Linked DNA regions of Mus musculus: all the other regions are linked to region 3. A link is a loop called in an ENCODE intact Hi-C map of the cell type or tissue named here. Cell type or tissue: gastrocnemius. All regions are shown on one strand.

Region 1 (8,000 bases), 210 kb before region 3:
CTAGAGAGATTGTTACTCAATGTCACAATTGTTGTAAATTTTTACCTGTCCCTCATGTGGGGATAAACCCTCGTGGCGTCAGGCCATTACAGGTCTGGCAAATGGATGTCACGCATTTTTCCTCCTTTGGGAGAAATCAATATTTACATGTTTCTATTGACACCTGCTCTGGTGTAATGTTTGCCACACCTTTAACAGGTGAAAAAGCCTCTCATGTTATACAACATTGTCTCGAGACATGGAGTGCTTGGGGAAAACCCAAACTCCTTAAGACAGACAATAGACCAGCTTACACCTCTCAAAAATTTCAACAGTTCTGTCGCCAGATGGAAGTAACTCATCTGACTGGTCTTCCGTATAATCCTCAAGGGCAGGGCATTGTAAAACGTGCCCATCGCACCCTCAAGTCCTACCTTATTAAACAAAAGGGGGGAATCCAGGAAGTTCTACCCACAGTGCCAAGAGTAGCTGTTTCTATGGCACTCTTCACTCTTAATTTTTTAAACCTTGATGCTCAAGGCCATACTGCGGCTGAACGTCACTGTTCAGAGCCTGACAGGCCAAAAGAGATGGTAAAATGGAAAGATGTTTTGACTGGTCTCTGGAAAGGCCCGGATCCTATATTAATAAGATCCAGGGGAGCTGTTTGTGTTTTCCCACAGGAAGAAGACAACCCATTCTGGCTGCCGGAACGACTGACACGGAGAATTCCGACACCTGAAGATGACTCCCAGATGGATCCCTTGGAAACTACCTCTAGTCCTCGTGCTACCTCTGTGGATTTGGGTTCCTAGTATATTTGGAGAGTATAGATGGGCAATTCTGTCTGCTTTCCCTAAGCCCATGCCTGTTCGTCATAATACAGTTGTTTTTCCCAAGTTTTTTACGACCAATAAAACTTTAGGCCTGCCATACCTACCATTTGACCCTATCTGGGCACCATTGGGAGAAAAACGCTCTTTAAGGGAACGAGGTTCTCTCTGTTTCCAAATTTATGAACTAGGAAATTGTATCAGACTCACCAGCCGAGCTTTGGGAATGTTTTTTAAGTATCGAGGAGGCGTGGTGAAAATAACCCAAGACACTTCCAACAGAGATATAACCCTTACAAATCGGACCTTCTGGCATGAGGCAACTTGGGTTAATGGTACATTTCTACCACCTAACTTTTCAGATAAAGAACGTCCCAATCAACCAAAAATGGCTCCTCATTGTAGCTTGGAAGATGAAGGGCTGATCCTGCCTTGGTCTGATTGTCAATCCTCTGTCACTCGTTGGGCAGATCAGAGTAAAACTTTTTCCTTTTCTCCCAACATGATAGATGACCCAGAGCAGAAATACGTTATGAAAAAGGGACTTTTCATACAGGACTTTAGAATGCATCCTTTTCATAAATGGGTACTTTGTGGGATTAATGGTAGCTGTACAGATCTTAATCCCTTGGTTTTCCTCCAAGGAGGAGCTGCTGAAAAAGCGATTTTTAATGGTATTTCAAAATTTGCTCAGTTTCATCAAGTTCTGTTACCTGATAGAACCATTTATCAAAATTCTACTACTGAAATCACTGGATTTAATAAGACACTGATAAAGCAGACTAATTATTTACCTACTCCAGTTTGTGTGTACACCCCTTTCTTGTTTATTCTTTCCAATGGTTCCTTTGAATCCTGTACTAATGAAACCTGCTGGATGTCACAATGCTGGAGCCTTAAGTGGGCCAGCCGTGCAATGCTTGCCAAGATTCCACGATGGGTTCCTGTCCCCGTGGAGATCCCTTCCACCATAACCTTACACAGACAAAAGCGAGACTTTGGTATCACTGCAGCCGTTGTGGTGGCAATGGCTGCCAGTGCGGCGGCAGCTACAGCTGCTGGAATTGCTATGGCAACATCAGTCCAGTCAAGTACAACTGTCGAGCAGTTGTCCTCCTCTGTGGCAGAAGCCATCGATCAACATTCAGTGCTCAGTGCCCAATTAAAAGGTGGGCTAATGATAGTGAACCAGCGCATTGACCTGGTGGAGGAAAGACTGGAAATTCTGCTCCAATTGGCTCAGCTTGGCTGTGATAAGAAATCAGTAGCCTTATGTATTACTAGTGTCCAATATGAAAATTGGACACATGCAGCTAATCTATCTAAAGAATTGTCTTTGTTTCTTACAGGAAACTGGTCTGAAGGATTTGACGAAAAGCTTGAGGCGCTACGTACAACAGTGATGACGATTAATTCTACGCGCGTGGACCCATCATTGATCGATGGAATCAAAGGACTTTCTTCCTGGATGTCCTCTGTATTCTCACATTTTAAACAGTGGGTGGGAGTGGGCCTGTTTGGTGCAACCCTGTGTTGTGGACTAGTGTTTCTTCTATGGCTGGTATGCAAACTCAGATCTCAACAGAAACGTGACAAGGTGGTAATTGCTCAAGCACTTGCTGCCATAGAGCAAGGCACCTCCCCTGAAATTTGGCTATCTATTCTCAAGAATTAGTTGGCATTTGAGTTCTCTGTCCTTGCATCCCACAAAATTGTGGATACATTGCATTGAGATGAGAGAAACTCAACGATCATTGATCAGTCCGTGCACATTGCTGAGGTTTCCTCATTGCATGTGATAAGGTGATCATGATTTCTCCACTAATTCATTTTTGGCTGGCCTCTTTTGTAGAGTTCACCCTAGGCCATTTAGCAGTTATAGTCACACAACACTGTGGTATCCAAAGACGGGCAACTTTCCTCATACACAGACCAACCTAAGACAATGGGGCCCGGTGGTGATAGGGTTACCCGATAACGGGTAAGGCTGTGACATTGGAGGAACGACCTAAAACAGGGGCCACAGCAGATGGACGTAACTACATAGGCCTAGACCAGCCTCATTTTAATAAATTATAGAGGGGGAGATGTAAAGGGCTGCAATCTACGTGCCGCCACTAGATGGTGCTAAACCTCATTGTGCGCAGCTGCGAGAGCACAGCCAGCCAAAGTCACCAGTCCATCTCCGAGGCTTTTGCCCAACCCCTGGGGGCTTTAACCTATCCCCAGGGTGCATGAGGATCATGGGTGTTGCTACCAGTCCTAGTTTAGACACGTCACCAAAAGTATTTAAGCCACACACTTTCTGAGCTTTCTTTGTCTACCTCAATATGATATAGAAGTAAAAGTTAACCGTGGAAGAATCTGGTGTGTCCTGTGTTTATTTCCCGCGGGACGGGGATAAGCTCGGGATAGGGAGGAATCAAGGAGATACAGCAGGGGAGTTGCTAAGAAGAGACTCTGCCCTGGTTGAAGAACTTCCTGAATCATCAGAGCCAAGCCCTTCTGGGGCTTCCCCAGAGCATTCTGAGATGCCCTGTGGTCAGGACACTGCAGATGCTTATCTCAGAGTGTTTACCCGTTTCCTTCTCAGACAATTTCTCTGTCTGTCTGTCTGTCTGTCTGTCTGTGTATCTGTATCCCTCTTTCCATCCCTCCTTCCTCCTTCCTTCTCCCCCTCCCACCTCCCTCCCCTTTTTCCTTTCTTTCTTCCTTTCTGGTAAGACTCTGAAAATGCAGGCAGTTTTCTGATGTATTCTGTAGCCAAGGATGCCTTTGAACTACTGATCCAATTGGATTGCCCTCCCCAGCACTGGGATTGCACACATGTTCCACCACAAGTCTGCCTGCCACTCAACTCACACTTGTTCTAGGAGGCCAGACCTCGGGTCTCCCAGACTCATGACTGAGGGAAGGAGGAGCTCTGGGTGACAGGTTTTGCTCCCCTCACTTTGTCTGTCTGTGGAGCGGTGATCACTGTGTTCATTCTGCCCTCAGTGACAAGGGCTACAGACACAACAAGACTGATGATGCACACATGAACTCTCAGAGTCCATGCAGCACACAGAGCATGCACAGGTTTACACCAGACAGATTCTCAACAGTGATGGGGTGTGTGTGTGGGGGGGAGGGGAGTAGACATGGGCTCTGACCTCTGACAAGTGAACTCTCTGTTGTTAATATGCACTGACAATGGAAAAATTGTATTTCTCCACTATTGTCTTGCTGGGTATATCAACCACACCTCAGGGCAGACTCCATGCCAGGAGTAACTAGCCAACACAATGATCTCAATTGTATTCTTGTGACATTTTCATTTTAGTTTGCATTGTTTGGAATCGTTTCTTTCTTATTGATCTTTTGCTTTTGCACATCTGTGAGCACACTGACTCCCACTCATACATGCAAAAGTGCACACCACACACACACACACGAACAATGAAAAGAGAAGAGGGTGAGCGTCACTCATTCAGTAAATGTAGTCCCAGGCGATCCAGGACTCCTTGGGATTTAAAGGTCGTTCAGCATTGAGGGGGGGGGAAGGCAGCGGCCCAGGCTCGCTAATTACAATAGGCATACTTCATATTCAGTAGATTCAGGTCTGACATATTTAAAATATAAATATTCAGCCAATTATGGTGGCACACACATGTAATCCCAGCACTCAGGAGGCGGAGGCAACAGATCTCTGAGTTCGAGGCCAGCCTGGTCTGCAGAGGAACACAAAGGACAGCCAAGGCCACACAGAGAAATCTTATGTAGAAAAGACTATAACCAAAATCAAACAAAAACAAAATGAACAGCGGCAACCAAAACTCCCCACAAGAACATGACGGAAGTATGGAAATCAATGTTCATTGTGGAGAGGGGTGGCTCACTCACGGATAGATCTAGAAGAGGGTGGAGGAAGGAAGGGGGAAGGGGATGAAGGGATTTCTCAACACATGCCTACAGTCACCTTCAGAAGCAGGAGAGAAAACTTGGAAAGAAACACAGATGCATCTTTGTGTGAGGAGGAGGGGGAAGCTATGCACACACAGAGCAGGAGACAGAGGTGAGGAGGAGGGGAAGCTATGCACACACAGAGCAGGAGACAGAGGTGAGGAGGAGGGGGAAGCTTTGCACACACAGAGCAGGAGACAGAGGTGAGGAGGAGGAGGAGGGGGAAGCTATGCACACACAGAGCAGGAGACAGAGGTGAGGAGGAGGGGGAAGCTATGAACACACAGAGCAGGAGACAGAGGTGAGGAGGAGGGGGAAGCTTTGCACACACAGAGCAGGAGACAGAGGTGAGGAGGAGGGGGAAGCTTTGCACACACAGAGCAGGAGACAGAGGTGAGGAGGAGGGGGAAGCTTTGCACACACAGAGCAGGAGACAGAGGTGAGGAGGAGGGGGAAGCTATGCACACACAGAGCAGGAGACAGAGGTGAGGAGGAGGGGAAGCTATGCACACACAGAGCAGGAGACAGAGGTGAGAGGAGGAGGGGGAAGCTATGCACACACAGAGCAGGAGACAGAGGTGAGGAGGAGGAGGGGAAGCTATGCACACACAGAGCAGGAGACAGAGGTGTGAGGAGGAGGGGAAGCTATGCACACACAGAGCAGGAGACAGAGGTGAGGAGGAGGGGGAAGCTTTGCACACACAGAGCAGGAGACAGAGGTGAGGAGGAGGGGGAAGCTATGCACACACAGAGCAGGAGACAGAGGTGAGGAGGAGGGGAAGCTATGCACACACAGAGCAGGAGACAGAGGTGAGAGGAGGAGGGGGAAGCTATGCACACACAGAGCAGGAGACAGAGGTGAGGAGGAGGAGGGGAAGCTATGCACACACAGAGCAGGAGACAGAGGTGTGAGGAGGAGGGAAAGCTATGCACACACAGAGCAGGAGACAGAGGCAGAAAGAGCTGAGACTGGGGATGTGGCCTGCAGAACCCCAGGAGGAATTCAAGTGACTGCAGCTAAGGAAACGCTTGTGGTGGACATTAATCTCTAGTTACGTATTCAGCACCACACAGCTCCTGTGGAGAAAATGGAGGGCAATTATCTGATTTTACTTCCATGAAGGATAAGGGGTAGCACTAAGAAAAGAACTGTGATGGAGCAGACTGACCAGAATCACACTGTGGAGAGAAAGGAGGACGGAACACATTGGCATGACAGAAGGCTAAGCATCTTTATAAATGATCCAAAAGCCAGTGGAATAACAAAACAGGAAGCTTTGCAGAAACAGTCACCTAGATATAGCTGGGGACTCCTGGTCTAGTATTAGCCTATGGGATATCTTAAAAATAGATACAGTCTTTAAGTTTCAAAAGTGCAGTAGAAACAAGTGCTGTCACCGGAGTTTTTTGTCTTAGCCATTCTGATTGTTGTAAGGTAGAATCTCAGGTCATTTTGATTTGCATTTCCCTGATCACTAAGGACTTTGAACATTTCTTTAAGTGCTTCTCCATCATTTGGGATTCCTCTGTTGTGAATTCTCTGTTTAGCTCTATACCTTATTTTGTGGTTGGGTTGTTTGGATTTTTGAAGCTTAGCTTCTTGAGTTCTTTATATATTTTGGATATTAACCCTCTATAGGATGTGGGGTTAGTGAAGTTTTGTCCCACTCTATAGGTTGCTGATTTGTCCTGACTACGTCCTTTGCCTTACAGAAGCTTTCCAGTTTTATGAGGTCCCATTTATCAATTCTGGATCTTAGAGCCTGAGCTCTAAGACATTGTTGGTGGGATTGCCAACTGATACAACTACTCTGGAAATCAATCTCGAGGATCCTCAGAAGTTTGGAAATAGATCAACCACAAAGACCCAGCTATACCACTCTTGGAATATACCCAAAAGATGCCCCACCATACCACAAATCCACTGTGTTCATAGAGGTCTTATCTGTGAAAGCCAGAAGCTGGAAACAACCCAGATGTCCCCCAATGGAAAAATGGATACAGAAAATGTGGGTCATTTACATAATGGGATAGTATTTAGCTATTAAGAATGAGGACATCATGAGTTTTGCAGGCAAATGGGTGCAACTAGAAAATATCCTGAGTGAGGTAACTCAGACACAAAAAGAGTAAAAGGCATGTGCCACCATAATCTGAGTGTATTTTAGTTCTTAGACAGGGTTTCACTGGGTAGTCCTCGGTGGTCTCTTCTCACAGACATGCAGCTGGCTGTACCTCCCCATCGCTGGGATAAAAGCCATTGCTACCACGCCCAGCCATGTTTACTATCACTTGATGTCTTGGCCTCTTTATTATCACTGGCAATGTTCTTTGCCCCCAAATCTGCCTCCATTTTATAATCGACTTGAGTTTTCTTTTGATTATGTAAAGATGGTCACTTTGAATCTGCTAGAGTATTTATCTTTAACATATTTTCTGAAGTTAACAGATAGCTGGGTCTGACCTCTTTTCAAATCTAATGTGACAAACCTGTACTTTAGCTTTTAGACCGATTACAGTACTTTCAATGCGACTAGTTTTATTATGAGGATCGTCTAGCCTGTCTAACAGACACAGTACGGTTGTTGCATAGCATGTGGTCCTCAGTCACATTTTCTATCTAGAGCATCCCTGCCTTTTTAAGGGCGAGAAAATCAGTTCCCCGCAGAACCGGAAGTAACTTTTACTCAAAGGAGGGCGCCTCCCCTTTAAGCGCGCACCCCCGTGGGAACTCCCACAAACCACTGGGCTCCGCTCGCAGATCTGGCATCCCCGCCCCCAAGAGCCGGGCTTCACGGGGGCTTTGCTGGTGATAACTGCATTTTTTAGGGTCACCACGCCGAAACTAGCGCATAGGCTTTTGGTGTTCTGGTGCCGCTAATGCGGAAGGTCCGATCTTTGTGGTCGGCGGAAGAAATTTCAGGTTGGCTTCGGTCTCCATGGAGTAAGGCCTGAGGCAGCCGGCTGGGAGTGGGCGTGTGCGGACGGTCGTATAGGGTCGCTGTTTGTTGATGTGATAGTGTGTGTGTGTGTGTGTGTCCACACCTTGATCTCTCTGCATTATCTGGGGCTCTGTGCGCGTCGCTTTCTGCTCCAACTTTCCCTCGCGACCACAGGAACCAAAGCAGAGGACTAAGTTTCAGTAAGGAGAGGTCAGGCTAGGTACAGACTTGAGCTTGGGAGGAGCATTTGGGGCTGAAAGTGCCACCGAGGGTGACCTAGGAGGGTGGTTACTTGTTGAATTCC
Region 2 (8,000 bases), 70 kb after region 3:
AGGGAGTGAGGATACAGGCTCGGGACCTGAATGGGCAAAGCTTAAGGAGCTGGCTGCTTTGCTGCCTTAGGCCCTCCCCTGATAGCAGTGCTGTGTTAGGGAAGGACTCACAGCAGGAGTGGCTGTCAGAACAGTTCCTTGGGCTGGCAGGGGCCTCTCTGTGACTCTGACTCGCTTATCACTTTTCTCCATGCAGTGACTCCCATGGACTGTGGTGGCAGCAGTGGTAGTGGAACATGGAGCCGCAGTGGGCCACCAAAGAAGGAAGAACTGGTTGGGGGCAAGAAGAAAGGCAGGACATGGGGCCCCAGTTCCACTTTGCAGAAGGAGCGAGCTGGAGGAGAGGAGAGGTATGAGTGTATAGCTGCCAGCCACCCCATACCTGCCTAACCCTTGCCCTGACCCTATCTCCCTGTGTGCCCCTGCAGGCTCAAGGCCCTGGGGGAAGGAAGCAAGCAGTGGTCCTCGAGCGCCCCCAACCTGGGCAAATCCCCTAAGCACACCCCCATGGCCCCAGGCTTCGCCAGCCTCAACGAGATGGGTAAGAGAGTATGAGTGCTCTGGGGAGTGGTGGGGACAGGAGAAATCCTGCCTGAGGGGACATCCCCCAGACCTAGGTGAGACATGCCCAGAAGAAGAGATAGCAGCAATGGGCCTGGGGACCCGCCCTCATTTTCAGAAGCAAGGCTTTAAAGAGAGAGATTTGAGGACGACAGTGGCACCTGGAGAGGGGGTTTTGCTGTTATTTGGAGGTCACTGGAAGAAGTCCTTGCCACCAATTCTAGGGGAAGGTGAGGAAAGGCAGGGTCGGCTGAGTGACAGACCTCTCCCATTGCAGAAGAATTTGCGGAGGCAGATGAAGGCAACAACGTGCCCCCTTCTCCCTACTCCACCCCGTCCTACCTCAAGGTGCCTCTGCCCGCCGAGCCTTCTCCTTGTGTTCAGGCGCCTTGGGAGCCGCCGGCTGTCACCCCTTCCCGGCCAGGACACGGAGCTCGTAGGCGCTGCGACCTGGCGCTGCTAAGCTGTGCCACGCTGCTGAGTGCGGTGGGCCTGGGCGCCGACGTGGCCGAGGCACGGGCCGGGGACGGTGAGGAGCAGCGGCGCTGGCTGGACAGTCTCTTCTTCCCGCGCCCCGGCCGCTTCCCTCGCGGTCTCAGCCCAACCGGGCGCCCCGGAGGTCGCCGCGAAGACACAGCCCCAGGCTTGGGTCTGGCACCCTCGGCCACCCTGGTGTCATTATCCTCTGTATCGGATTGTAACTCTACGCGCTCATTGCTGCGCTCTGACAGTGACGAGGCTGCCCCTGCCGCCCCCTCCCCGCCGCCTTCTCCGCTCGCGCCCTCACCCAGCACCAATCCTCTCGTGGACGTGGAGTTGGAGAGCTTCAAGAAGGACCCCCGGCAGTCACTTACGCCCACCCACGTCACTGCCGCCCACGCTGTGAGCCGTGGACACAGGCGGACGCCATCAGATGGGGCTTTGAGACAACGGGAGCCTCTGGAGCTCACCAACCACGGTGAGTGGGGCCTGTCCAAGCAATCTTTCACAGACTACTGACCCGTGTTTCCTTCTGAGCCACCCCAGCCGTCATTGCCGGGCCCCTTGTGGGTCTTGGGGATGCCTGAGATAGGATAAATTGGGCAATGTCAATATAATGTCTGCGAGGACAGGGTAGGTGACATGATGGCAAGTGGAAGCATTGGTAGCCATCAGCACTGTCCTCTCTGCTTATTAGCCAGCAGTATGGTCAGGAGGGCGTGGTCGGGAATTACTTGTGCCCTTCAGGCCCTGGGTTCTGGGTTACAGCCACTGTAGTCAGGTTTGAATCTCTCAGCCCCAGCCATGCGCTGTTTCGATCACTCCAGAGATGCAGGCTAGGAGTAGCAGCACACACTGTGAACCCAGTACTCGGGGTCAGGAGTTTATGGTCAGCCTGGGCCACACTCAGAGTTTGAGACCAGCCTGGGCTACATGAGACTCTGTCCCTAAGATGGAAAGATGAACTGGGGTACAGCTCCTTTGGTAGAAGAATTGTCTAACATGTTGAGTGTGATCCCCAACACCACATAAAACTGGATGTTTTCACAATCCTACAACCCCATATTCTGGAGTTCAAGGTCATCTTCGGTTACACAGAGTTCCAGACCAGCCTGTCACAGAAAATGTAAAAAGGTCATCTTCCAGAACAAGCCATTGGAAACTGTGAGAACTTGTTCAAGACCCAAGTGCGGGGCTGCTCATGGCTGTGGCCTTCCTAGAAAGCAGGTGCAGCAAGTTCTGAGAGTCTCTCAGAAGCCAGTAGCCACTTTCCAAGGATGGGGTTGGCATAGAAACGGCGCCCTTTACCCCACCCCTCACCGCATGTGATCCTCTTTCCCTAGGTCCTCGAGACCCCCTGGACTTCCCTCGACTGCCCGACCCCCAGGCCCTGTTCCCTACCCGACGCCGGCCCCTGGAGTTCCCTGGCCGCCCCACCACCCTCACTTTTGCCCCAAGACCCCGGCCTGCTGCCAGCCGCCCCCGTCTGGATCCCTGGAAACTGGTCTCCTTTGGCCGGACACTCAGCATCTCGCCTCCAAGCAGGCCAGACACTCCAGAGAGCCCTGGGCCCCCCAGCGTGCAACCCACGTTGCTGGACATGGACATGGAGGGCCAGAGCCAGGACAATACAGTGCCCCTATGTGGGGTCTATGGCTCTCACTGAGACCTGCCCACCACCACCCGCCTGGGCAGCCATGAATGTAGCGCCCCAGGCCTGCCACAGCCCACCATTTGCCAAGGTGGGGGAGGCCCTGGGCAGGATACTCACTCTATTTATTGGGGAAGGGGGGAGGGGAGGACACTTAATTTATTCCTTTGTACCCCAGGTTGTGGAGCTCTGAGCCCAATCTGCTGTGGGGAGAGGGTGGGTGGGCAGGGATACTCAGGGACAGAATATTGTGGGGGATCTGGCACAAGGCGCAGCATTAAAGGTAAGCCCTGCCCCCTACCAAGCTTGGCTGTGTGTGCGTCCCCTGCCTGGGCCCTGATGCTGATTTACTCCACAGTGGGACACCCTTAAACCCTACATTTCCTCCCTGGGCCTCTGGGTGTCTGCAGAAGTGACAGCTAGGTATAGACCTGTCCTTCATCCCCACAATAAGACCACACAAAGGAGGCGCCAGTGGCAGCGGCTTTACCAGTAAACGCATGAGTCGGGGGAAGGTGCCCGGTGAGGTTGGTGGGACTAAGGTAGAGGCTGCCCCTTGGCCTCAGCCCACGACAGACATTCCGAGCTGGGCAGGTCAGGGGAAGGTGCCCAGTAGGGTTGGAGGGACTAAGGTAGAGGCTGCCCCTTGGCCTCAGCCCACGACATTCCGAGCTGGGCCTCCAGTGCCACCATCACTGTCTTCCCTCTGGAGGCTGCAACGGTTCATCTTCAGCTGAGTCAGCTGGATGTAGCGGAGAACATTGGTGTCTGCAGGGGAGGGACGGGAACATTATCTGGGTGTCCTGAGACAGCAGCCGATAGTTATGTCCTCAGGACAGTCAGCACCTCACTCCCGGCACCTCAGCTGTACCAGCCACCCAGAGAGATTTCACACCTCCTACCTCACACGTGTGGCAGCGGCAGCAGCCGCGCTCTGTCGCTCTGTCGGCAGAGGCTCCTCTCCCACCTCCACTCATCCCCAAGTGACAACTGTTCTCAGCAAACCACTTCACGGGAAAGCTAATCTTGCCTCCTTGCTCCCACAGCCCTACATCTAGCTCCTGCTGTGTCCCCTCCCCATGGGGTTGTGTCATGTCTACACACACATGGACACATGAGTACCCTGACTGCTCTTCCCGAGGGCAGAGAACAAGCATTACAAGCAGATGAGTGGAGGGCCATAGGTGACAGAGGAGCTGAGTGTGACCAGGAGGGAGTGAAGGAATATGGGTGTGGGGGGAGAAATATTCAAGGCCATCGTCGGTGAGTGGATAGGGACACGGATGGGCTAAAGCATTGGGGATGTAGCCTAGTTGGTAGAGTGCTTGCCTTGCATGCATGAGGCCCTAGGTTCAATTCCCAATGAAGAGAGTTGGTTGGGGAAATGCCAGAGGAACAAGGTGAGTATACCTTTGGGGACGGTGGATGGGTGCTGGATGAGTGTATGAGGAATCTTAGGTAGCTAGAGAGAGCTTGTCTGGAGCTGGTAACAGCACTTCCCTGGGGTGGCTTGGCTCTGCCCTGGTCCTCCCGCCTAGGTTTCCTCTGTTCTAACCCCCTGCCCAGCCCAGCCCTGCCACTCACCTGTGGGCTCTCGGCTGCGGGCCTCCTGTAGGTAGCGCAGCGCACGTGCATAATCACCCAAGTGGTAGAAGGCAATGCCGGCACGATAGGTGGCCTTGAAGTTGCCCTGCTGTTTCTCCAGCACCTTGAGACAGTACTCACGCACCCGCTCATAGTTCACCAGCTCCGACTGCAGGAGGCAAGCTGTGGGATGCAGAGACCCTGTAGTCTCAGACACAGCCTGCATCCCCTAGGATTCACATGACCTCAAATAACCTGACCTCTTCCCCTGGGCATATGGGATTGCTCTGGCCACCAGGAGACACTAATCAGCTAACCTGTTAGTATAAGAGCTATCTGCGCCGCCGCTAGAGGGCGCAGGACAGACAAGTCTGAAGCAATTAGCTGGAGGTTTTCCCAAGTAATTATAGAGGGAGGGTCCAAGAACGAAATAGCCGGTGCAGGGTAAGCCTTTCTAACCTTGGCTCATGCGTGGCAGACCGGGGGAAAGAATGAGTCAGGGAAGTGGGGCTTAGAAGACCAAGTCCAGAGCCCGTTTCATTATTCAAGCCCCTGCTTACTCCATCCAAGAAGCCCTATTCATCTACTCCCAACTCTCTTCCTCAGCAAGTTTTGTAGTCTTCCCCGCCAGACCACAGCCCTGACTCCTTCAGCTTCCAGCCACCACAGGCTCTATAGCCTCCTGATTACCCCCTCACTACCCACCCGTTTCACCCGAGTCCTCTGCGCCCCCCGACGGCCCCGTACCAGTGAGGGAGTCGTAACATTCAACCTCTGTGTTCTCCACCAGGCGCCGCTGCTCCTCGCTGAGGCGGGCGGGCCCCGGGCTGGTGGTGGGTCCCGGGGAGGGGGTGGGCAGACCGCCAGGGCGGGCCCCTTGAGCCGCCTTCAGCTGCAGCAGTGCCCGGTGGTACTTGCCAATGGCTTCTCGGAACTTCTTCTCTCGGTAGCAACGCTGACCCTCCGCCTTGAACGCCACGGCAGCCCGCAGGCTGCTGTCGAGCGCCGCAGCCAGGCCCCCAGACGGCTCTGGGGCAGGACCCGACCGAGCAGAGCCATGGCGAGGCGCTGAGCCGGGGCCCGGCGGGGAAAGGGCGGGAGGCGGGCGCGGTGGAGGCTCCGGGGCAGCGCTGAGCATCAGCACCGGGGACAGCGCGCCGCGCTGCATTGTGGGAAACTCCTGCGGCCGCCGCTGCAGCTACCGCATCGCCCCCCGCGGGGCCGGTCCCCACCCTTTCTCCGCCCCCACATCTCTGGCTGCCGTCTCCGGCTGCCCCCTATGGGTCTAGAAAAACCCCTCCAAACTCCCCCTCGCTCACCCTCAAACCAGCCTGGGTCTAGTTGTTCTGGCGCCTCTCCCTTGTCCCCACAGTCCTTACCCTCCCACCCGACTGCATGTTCTCCCGGAGATTTCTAGAAGAAAAAGGCTGAGCGGGCAGACATCAGTTTTGTGGAAAGCTGGTTTTCAGCCCACTAGTCATTTGGCATGTTGGATAAGAATACAGGATTGGGAGTCAAGCTGCCCGGCTTCAGACACTGGTTTCTCATTACTCTATGATTTGGACAATCCCCTCAAATTACCTATTGTACTATAGTGCGGGACAATAGTACATACGTTGGAATCGATTCTTTATGTAATAAACAAATAGCCATTGCTCAATTTCTGTTCAGGGGGAGGGGGTTGATGGGCCAATGTAAAAACAAACAACAACAACAGAAGTCAAGTGGGGTAGCACCTGCCTGTAGTCACACTCGGACATCTGAGGCAGGAGAGTGGAAAGAAGTTTGAAGCTAATCTGGTGCTAACGAGGAAATTCCAGATCAGCCATGAACTACAAAGAAAAGGTAGGTGTGGGAGATTAAGGAGAAGGGAGGGAAAAGGAGAGAGAAAGAATTATTTAGATAGAGCCACATCTCCTAGGTTCACAGCCTAGTGGAGAGACAGACCTGTAACAGCCCAAAGTGGCTGATCCTGGGAAGCGCAGGAGGAGAGCCATGGCTAGCATGGAGAAGTCAGAGGAGGCATTTGCTCTAGGTTGAAGTGTGACTGGGGACTTCCTGGAGGAAAGGCAACTCTGCAACCTAGCCATTCTGTCCCTTGCCTTCCATTTCCAGAAAAGCCAGTGGGGAGGTGACAAGGGTCCCCACTGACAGCCCAGGACCACCAGTACAATAAGGACAACCAAGAAAATGCGGCTGCGGCTGCGCTGTGGTGGCACTCCCCTGCAATCCCTGCACTTAGGAGGCAGAAGCAGCAGAACTCTATGGTTTCCGGGCCAGCCAGAGCTACACCTGACTCAAAAAAGAGGGGGAAAAGGAAAGAAATTCGTTCATTATGGGCCAGCAACATAGCAGTAGCCACCACGTGAGTTCCATCTGTGGAACCAGCCTCTCAAAGTGGTTATCTGACCCCTTCCTACATATACCTGCACACACACACACAAACTCACGCACATACACACACACGCGCGCGCACACGCGCACACACACATACACACACGCACGCACACACACATGCACACACACGCGCACACACACATGCACACTCACATGCACACTCACATGCACACACATGCACACGCACGCACACATGCACACACACATGCACACACACACACACACACACAAGCATGCACATGCACACAAACAAAGAGTGTAAATTTTAAATCCTCTTAGAATTTCTTTTCAAGATACTCATATGCAGGCAAAAAAGAAACAAACAAAACCACAACAACAAAAGGGTGGGGGGAGCTGGAGAGATGGCTCAGTGGTTAAGAGCACTGACTGCTCTTCCAGAGGTCCTGAGTTCAATTCCCAGCAACATGGTGGCTCACAACCATCTGCAATGGGGATCCGATGCCCCCTTTGGGTGTGTCTGAAGACAGCTACAGTGTACTCACATACATGAAATAAATAAATCTTTAAAAAAAAACCAAACCGGCCGGGCGTGGTGGCACACGCCTTTGATCCCAGCACTCGGGAGGCAGAGGCAGGCGGATTTCTGAGTTCGAGGCCAGCCTGGTCTACAAAGTGAGTTCCAGGACAGCCAGGGCTATACAGAGAAACCCTGTCTCGAAAAACCAAAAAAAAAAAAAAAAACAAACCCCAAACCCCAACCTCACCTTGCACTTCAGATCTCCGTCTCTCCTTTTCCAATGCTGGCATTAGGTACATATGCCCATGCTTGGAGTTTATGCAGCACTAGAGATCTGATTCAAGGCTTTGTGTACCAACTACATTCCAGCCCTCAAATAGGAGAGACTTCCCCAGGCTGATGACCTGCACAGGCCTGCATGTGTGTGTGTTGGGTTTCTACCATCAATTAAAAGGATCAAGTTAAGGGTTGAAGAAAGGGCTCAGGGTTAGCTCCTGCTGAGTTTCCAAAGCAACTGAGTCCAGTTCCTAGAACCCCCGTGGTGACTGACAACCTCGTGTAACTTCAGTCCTAGGGAATCCAATGCTCTCTTCTGGCCTCAGAGAGGACCTGCATTTACATAATGCACACAAACTCACTCAGACACACAAGAATAAATAAATCTTTTATAACATTGAATTATCCGAGAGTGTGACGCACACTTGTAACCCCAGAACCCAAGGAGCGAAGACAGGAAAACGGAATTTGAGGCCAGCCGGGGCTACTTAGCAAGACCCTATATTATGTATATATGATGTATGCTTACATACAAATGTATTAGTGTTTATGGAATCATAGATCTTCAATCAG
Region 3 (8,000 bases):
GGCAAGACCCGTGGAGGACGCATGATGTTTGGAGATGTTTGGACCCAACAGACAGTGACAGGGTCTTGCCCAGCTAGCTCTGCAATGCATTGTTGGTCTCTAGTCTTGACTGATCTTCAATTCTTTGAGAGAGGCACAACACAGACCTTCTCCTGGCACCCCTGTTGATCCTGGCTGCTCCTAGTGACTCAAAGAAACGACGATCAGCCAAGACTAAAGACCAACAATGCATTGCAGACCTGGCTGTTTCTGCTGATTCATGTTTGCTATGCCAACGCTGCTGAGCTGGACTGCTGGTGTATTCGTGGAGTGTTTGTGAGTGGATGGAGCTGCTGAGTGGCTGCTCCCGATTCCTGTAAACTGAACTACTGCTTTCCCGACAACAGAGATGGGATTTGCTCCAAAGAACAATTTATAAACAGGTCCACTTCTCCCACATTCCTAATCACCTTTCTTTTCTTTTTCAAGATTTATTATTATATCTAAGGACACTGTAGCTGTCTTCAGACACACCAGAAGAGGGTGTCAGGTCTCCTTATGGATGGTTGTGAGCCACCATGTGTTTGCTGGGATTTGAACTCAGGATCTTTGGAAGAGCAGTCAGTGCTCTTAACTGCTGAGCCATCTCTCCAGTCCCCCTAATAACCTTTCTCTTCCACTACCTGGGGTAGGTATTGGGCTAGAAGAGAGGTCAAAGAGATTAAGAGCTATATTAAAAGTAGGTCTATGAGAAAAATTTAAGCAACTGACTGTAGCCTAGCAGAGTCTTCATCAATAAGACCAGAGAGAATTCATCCAGCTACTGATGGGAATAGATGCAGAGTCCCATAGTCAAATGCTAGGTAGAACTCAGAGAGTCCTGCAGAGGAGGGGGAGGAAGAATTGGAGAAATCAAAGGGGTTAGAGACACACCAAGCAAATCCAGCTCACAGTCAACTGAGACTCATGGGAACTTGAGAGATCAGAAAAGCTATAGAGGTCTGACCTAGGTCTTCTGCATATATCTTATAGCTGAGTAGTTTCATGTTCTTGTGTGTGGTGTTTAGACTAGGGATGGTCCCCTAGACTCATATTTGAATGCTTGGCCTGTAGGGATTGACTTCTCAAGAAATGGGTATGGGAGGGGTACAAGGAAAGAGTCTGGTGCAGGTGTAGCAATTCTGGATTGGCCGGCTGTGGTTGCTGGGGAGATTTTCTGACTCTTCCCCAGCAACCAATATCACAAACACCTGGCTTCATCAGTGGGCACACAATTGGGTTCAAGGAACGATCAAAACATTGGCAGACACACAGGTTCTAGGAGCGGCCAGAGCATCGTGCATCTCTAATTTTCTAAATCAGTGAAGCTAGTTCTGCTAACAATGAAATCTATTTTGCTAATTTCAGGACTTCTGTGACCTTTTACATTCTGTCAGGATCTTTCATTTTCAATCTCAGTAACAGGTAGAACAAACCTAGAACAGCAACGGTGCCTAGTCAAATTGCACAGCATATCAACTGTGAAAGCTGTCAGAAGGCCAGGCAGTGGTGGTGCACGCCTTTAATCCCAGGGGCTTTGTGTGGGGCCCCTCACAGTTTAACTGTCAGTGTTCTGTGTCCTGTCCCTGTAGGGAGGACAGGACAACTTTTCTTCCAGTCACTCCTGACAGCATCCTGGGACAGACTCTGCAAACTCAGTCAGTTTGGACAATTGGAATGCTGGGAAAAGTTGTCAGGAGGCTTTTCTTGCAGCCCTTGTCACTGGGGGCAGAATGAACACAGTGATCACCGCTCCACAGACAGACAAAGTGAGGGGAGCAAAACCTGACACCCAGGGCTCCTCCTTCCCTGCAGCCGAGAGTCTGGGAGACCCGAGGTCCAGCCTCCTGGAACAAGTGTGAGTTCAGTGGCAGGCAGACTTGTGGTGGATCTCATGTGCAATCCCAGTGCTTGGGAGGCGAAGGCTGGAGGATCAGAGGCTCAAAGTCTTCCTCAGTTACTGTCTTAGTTATGGTCCCATTGCTGTGAAGAGACACCATGACCAAGGCAATTCTTTTTTTTTTTTTTTTTTTTTTTTTTTGGTTTTTCCACAGGGTTTCTCTGTGTAGTCCTGACTGTCCTGGAACTCACTCTGTAGACCAGGCTGGCCTCGAACTCAGAAATCCACCTGCTCTGCCTCCCAAGTGCTGGGATTAAAGGTGTATGCCACCACTGCCTGGCTCAAGGGAACATTTCATTGGGGCTGGCTTACAGTTTCAGAGGTTTAGTCTATTATCAGCATGGCCGGAAACATGGCAATGTGCAGGCAGACGTGGTGCTGGAGGAGAGTTCTACATCCACAGGTAGCAAGAGACTGTCACCCTGTCCAGACCTCACAGCCTGTCTCCACAGTGACACACTTCCTCCAACAAGGCCACACCTCCTCTGTCATCTGTAAATTAAATAATTATTCTAATAAATTTTTTTGTTGTTATTTTTAGAGATGAGATTTCTCTGTATAGCCCTGGCTGTCCCAGAACTTACTCTCTCTACCAGGCTAGCCTCAAACTCACAGATATCTGCCTGTCTCTGCCTCCGAAGTGCTGGGATTAAAGGCGTGCAAGACCACCACCCAATCTAATAAATTTCTTATGGGAGACACAACTAAAAATAAATGTTCTAAAATAAACAATAAAGGTTCTATAATGTAATAAATATAAATATAATAAATTTATATAATATTAAAACAATATTAAAATATTTTAAAATATTAAACAAATATAATATAATAAAAAATAAATGTTCTAAAAATGAGGTTTCCTAAGAGACTGGACTAGAGGGTTTCCCAACCCCACCATCTTGGAGACCGCTCATGATGGAAAAGAAGAACCACCTGCAAGGCGGAGGAGAGGCCTGGGCGCTCTGTTCCCGTGCTGCTGGTCTCTGAAAGGCGGGGGGGGGGGGGGGGGGGTCCCCTGACTAGATTTCCAAATTTAACCAGTTTGCCCTGGGAAGTTATAGAAACTTCTATTTAATAAAAGTAAATTTACTTTTTATATTTAATAAAACACACCACACCCAATGAGCGTTTTTCAATTAAACGTTTTACACTAAAAATAGATGAGTCAGCTTTCTCCTTCCTTATGGCGGTTCTCTTGCTCTGGGGTAATCAGACACAGCACTGGGCTGCTAGGGGGAGGCTTCTCTGGGCAGAGCTGAGGCCTCTGGCCAAGAGCAGCACTGTCTTCCAGGTGTGGGAATGAGACCCTCTTATGGGATCCCTTAGAACCAGTCAAGCGGTCTGATGACTGGAGATCTGGACAATGTCTTTAAAACAGAACCACCAGATAATCTGCTCATGGATACTTGACCCACTTAAAATGGATGAGATAAATTTTTACTGTTTTTTGTTTCATTTTTAAATCTAGAAATCTGCTGTTGCACATGGCCACCAGGTGGCATTAGGGTTCCAAAGATAAAAACAAAGAGAAGGGTTCAGTGCTGCTCTGCTCTCCACAAACCGGGCTCCATCAGAGATCACCGAGCAGAGAGAAAGGAGAGAGAGGCAAGAAGATGATCAAGATTTGGTTTTTGTCCATCCCCTACACCGCCCCCTCCCCACCCCACACCCCATCCCTGGAAGGGAGAAAAAAGAAGAGGGGAATTGAGGATAATCAACATTTTGTTGTTTTTCATTTTTCCTAGAACTGAAGAACTGTGAAGTCGTTCAATAGGGAAATTCAGGGGGAAAAAAATGAAGACAAATTAAAAAGCAACAAGCAAGATGGTACTGCCAGGTATGAAAGCAGCAAGATAAAGCAGCAGATAAAGATGCTTGCAGCCAAGCCCGGAGGTCTAAAGTCCATCCCTCGTACCACGTAGAGGAGGAGAAAACACAACCCACAAAATAGTTCTCTGATCTCCATACATGGGATGAGGCTCACAGAAACACACATGCACGCACGCACTCATGCACGCACGGAGACATAGGTGCCTGCTTCCAAAAGGAGTGGGGCCAGATATACCTGTAGTCTTGGCTCAGAGGAATGAAGCAAGAGAATCAGGAATTTGAGGCTAGCCTAGGCTGAATCTGTCTCTAAAAATTTCAAATAATAATAACATCAATGGTAGCAATTTATGGGCTAGCGAGATGGCTCAGTGGTTAAGAGCACTGACTGTTCTTCCAGAGGTCCTGAGTTCAATTCCCAGCAACTACGTGATGGCTCATACCATGTGTAATGGGATCTGATACACTCTTCTGGTGTGTGTCTGAAAATAGTTACAATGTACTCATAAATAAAATAAGTAAATCTGTAAAAAAAAAAAATTAGTATCAATTTAAAGCAAAACTGAAGGAAAGTGTGAAGAATCCTATTAAAAACTGGCAAAATAATCAGGCAGTGGTGGCACAGGCCTTTAATCCCAGCACTTGGGAGGCAGGGACAGGCAGATTTCTGAGTTTGAGGCCAGCCTGGTCTACAGAGTGAGTTCCAGGTTAACCAGGGCTACACAGAGAAACCCTGTCTCAAACCCTTGTCCCAAAACAGTAAGCAAGATACATGAAAATTCACATGCGCAAATATTCTGTGTAAGCACACACTTAAACATAATGCCTATTTAGCTGGGCATGGAAGTGCCTGCAAGTCCAGCATCCTAAAGCTAGGAAGACTCTGTCAGGAGAGCCAGGAGCTCAAGGCAAGTCTGAGCGACAGAGACCTGTCTCAGAAGAAAAAAAATAAAGGAAGGAAGGAAGGAAGGAAGGAAGGAAGGAAGGAAGGAAGGAAGGAAGGACAGACAGAAAGAAGAGAAGGAGGAAGGAAGGAAGGAAGGAAGGAAGGAAGGAAGGAAGGAAGGAAGGAAGGAAAGGGAGGGAGGAAGGTGGGGCTGGAGAGTGGCTCAGCATTTAAGGGCGAGCACTGCACTTACAGAGGGCCTGAGTCTGGTTCCTAGCACTCGCATTGAATGTCTCATGACTTTCTGTCACTTCACCTCCTGGACAGCCTGTGCTATATCCTGGAATCTGTAAGTGTCCACACTTACATGGAGAAACACACACACAACAAATAAACACATACACACAATTTTAAGTAGCTGGGCAGTGGTGGTGCACTCCTTTAATCCCAGCAATTGGGAGGCAAAGGCTGGAAGATCTCTGAGTTCAAGGCCAACCTGATCTACAAAGTGAGTTCCAAGACAGCCAGGGTTTCATAGAGAGACTCTTGTCTCAAACAGAAAAGAGGAGGGAGAAGGAAAGACAAGTGGTAAAGATGGCCTAGGACCTCATTTTATCTTGTCACCTGAGCAGAGCAAAAACCCCAGTGCTGGGTGGCACTACTGGCAAAGCCATTGGGGAGGGAAGGGGCTCCTCACTCCTTCCTCAGAGTTGGGGCTGGGCGAGCGAACAGGGTGGAATGTCTGGGTGTCTGGCAAATTTTATTTTTAACTTGGCCGTCTTTCTATGTGGCTGGCATCAAAATAACACGATTTGGTTTTTTTGTCAAAATCCAGGAATTCCTATTTTAAGAATGTCCTGGGGTTGCTTAAACAAAGAAAGTGCTTAATGTGACTTTTCACTTTTATCTTTGTTATAATTTATTTTGCTTATGTTCATTGATGTTTTGCCTGCGTATATGTCTGTATGAGGATGTCGGAAACGCTGTAACTGCAGGTAAGAGCAGCGGTGAGCAGCCATGAGGGTTCTGGGATTTGAACCCTGGTCTCCTGAAAGAGCAGCCAATGCTCTTAGCCATGGAGTCATCTCTCCCAACCCTTGTTTTGTTTTGTTTTGTTTTGTTTTAAGCGGAAAATGTTCTTTTTTGAGTCAGAATTTCACACACCAACACAGATTACAGTTGGGGTAGGGACTAGGCTAATTGTAACTTGTAGCAAATCTACTGCCTCATCCTGGCAGTGCTGGTAGTCACCCTAACTAGAAAAGGAATTTACTCTATGAAGTCAGTTTCTTTTTTTTTTTTTTTTTTAAGATTTCTTTATTTACATACAGTTATTATGTAAATAACTGTAGCTGTCTTCAGATGCACCAGAAGAGGGCGTCAGATCTCATTACGGATGGTTGTGAGCCACCAAGTGGTTGCTGGGATTTGAACTCAGGACCTTCAGAAGAGCAGTTAGTGCTCTTAACCACTGAGCCATCTCTCCAGCCCCCATGAAGTCAATGTCCAATAGATCAGAAGCAGGGATTTGTTGTAGGGAAGCGCTCTTCACCGTCAAGCCATCCCTCCAGCCTGCAATGCAGTTTGGAATTAAGTCATGTTTACTTCCTCCGAGCTTCTCACAGTCCACCCAGCTTTTCAAAATGGCATGATTTCTTCTTGTCTTGTGCCTGAATAAAATGTCATGATGTGTGTATTGCACATTTTCCTTATCTATTCCTCCTATGACAGGCATGCTGCTTGGCTTTCATGAATGGAGCTGTACGTGTGTGGCCCCCTCTACCCCTGCTATATACCTGGGAGTATAATAGACTATATGGTAGCTGTAATTTCATGTTTTTGTAAAGTTTTTCCATGTTCTATATGCCCTACCCAACATTCTAGAATCCCAGATATTAAGTTTTGTTGGGGTCTGGGAATCGCCACACAAATCATAGTTGCACCGCTCTCAGTCAGGCAAGAATAGTTTATTGATCGCACACCATAATACAACATCCAGGACCACAAGAAGGAAAAACTAATAGTGATACCAGTCTGTCCTCAGGGCAGGCTTTTTATAGGAAAACCCAGGTTCAAAAGTTCGAAGGCAAGCAGTGACGTGGTGCAGCATTTCTGGCTCACTAGACAAACCATCATTGGCTCGCCTTTAAGCTGATTGGTCCTGAGTGAGGTAAGGAGGGTAGTGGACGGGAATTTCAGAACATTTGAGACAACAGGGGACAAGTGATTACACCTTAACTTTTTGGCTTATTAGTAACATTCTTTAGTATCGGGTATGTATGATTACCTCTGGGAAGTAAGGTCTGAGAACCTGAACAGGTCAGTTACCCGAACAGCGTGAGGCTGGCGGCATCAGGACCCTCAGACATCCACGTGGTCTCAGGTGGCAGCCAAGACCATGAACATCCACGTAGCCTTCGGTGGTATCTTGGGCCATAGACCCCAACTGCAGCAGGACTACGAACTCAGACATGGCCCTCAGTGGCAGCCCAGGCCAGGACATTGCCATGGCCCCAGCTAGTTACACAGGGCATTCAGCTCAATTTGACCCTGGTGTCAGTACAGCCCCCAGATATTAATCAACATGGTCTCAGGTGGCAGCACAGACCACTGACATCCAGATGGTCTTTGGTGGCTCCCTGCATAGACCCCAGCTGTGATAGAGCCATGGACCCCAGCTGTGATAGAGCCATGAACCCCAGCTGTGATAGGGCCATGGACCCCAGCTGTGATAGAGCCATGGACCCCAGCTGTGATAGGGCCATGGACCCCAGCTGTGATAGGGCCATGGACCCCAGCTGTGATAGAGCCATGGACCCCAGCTGTGATAGGGCCATGGACCCCAGCTGTGATAGGGCCATGGACCCCAGCTGTGATAGAGCCATGGACCCCAGCTGTGATAGGGCCATGGACCCCAGCTGTGATAGGGCCATAGACCCAGACATAACCTTTGGTGGCAGCCTGGCTGGGACATCACCATAGCCTCAGGTGGTTCTCCAGGCTCCTTGTCAGAGACCATCCCGTGAGAAAGCGAGCCCTTCACAATCTCCCTAACAGGCCAAATGGCCTCGTGCTAGGAGCTGGTTATCACTCCCTCCTCCCTATTCCCTTCCTGGCACCTGAGGCTGTAAAAGCTGAATTATAGTCCCCTCTTCCCTATTTCTTTCTGAACTCCCATGCCATCCAAGGACATGAGTTACGCCTGAGCCTGGCCCGACACACAAGGCTGTCAAGGAGGCTCTATGTTCCGGAGATAAGATGCAGAGTGCCCGTTGCCTGGTGCCTGACTTCGGCCCCCATGTCAGCAGATGCCTGCTTCTTTGTTCTTTGTAAAATTCCCCCTCGACCCCTCCCCTATTCCCCGAGATG

Evidence for each region. A loop is a pair of places that touch in the nucleus more often than their neighbours do. Peaks named below come from ENCODE experiments on the same cell type or tissue, not always from the same donor. Only the 100,000 strongest peaks of a DNase experiment are listed, where the experiment ranks them.
Region 1: it touches region 3 in a loop (13-fold over the local background); 11 of 42 quality-filtered maps call a loop at or near these places.
Region 2: it touches region 3 in a loop (4-fold over the local background); 18 of 42 quality-filtered maps call a loop at or near these places.

Annotation. Positions count from the first base shown.
Region 1 is chr7:27,928,972-27,936,971 of GRCm38, reverse strand. Zfp974 (zinc finger protein 974) reads left to right here and starts at 7,514. Exons shown (of 5, transcript NM_001374027.1): 1 at 7,514-7,677. In gastrocnemius, no CTCF peak of the experiment used is centred here; a DNase peak (open chromatin) is centred at 7,564; H3K4me3 peaks cover 1,218 bases; H3K27ac peaks cover 980 bases.
Region 2 is chr7:27,651,371-27,659,370 of GRCm38, reverse strand. It overlaps Ttc9b (tetratricopeptide repeat domain 9B), which reads right to left and starts at 5,447. Exons shown (of 3, transcript NM_028417.1): 1 at 5,024-5,447; 2 at 4,277-4,459; 3 at 3,164-3,460. The coding sequence starts at 5,444. The coding sequence ends at 3,345. Map3k10 (mitogen-activated protein kinase kinase kinase 10) reads left to right here. Exons shown (of 10, transcript NM_001290528.1): 7 at 197-350; 8 at 429-541; 9 at 839-1,519; 10 at 2,385-2,996. The coding sequence ends at 2,707. It overlaps Gm38973 (a long non-coding RNA gene), which reads left to right and starts at 5,139. Exons shown (of 3, transcript XR_881908.3): 1 at 5,139-6,121. In gastrocnemius, a CTCF peak has its summit at 4,604 (motif pointing right); DNase peaks (open chromatin) are centred at 4,305, 4,622, 5,144, 5,454 and 3 more places; H3K4me3 peaks cover 316 bases.
Region 3 is chr7:27,721,211-27,729,210 of GRCm38, reverse strand. No RefSeq gene overlaps it. Among named protein-coding and RNA genes, the nearest start is that of Zfp60, 6.2 kb to the left of the region's middle. In gastrocnemius, a CTCF peak has its summit at 3,409 (motif pointing right); a DNase peak (open chromatin) is centred at 3,466; H3K27ac peaks cover 317 bases.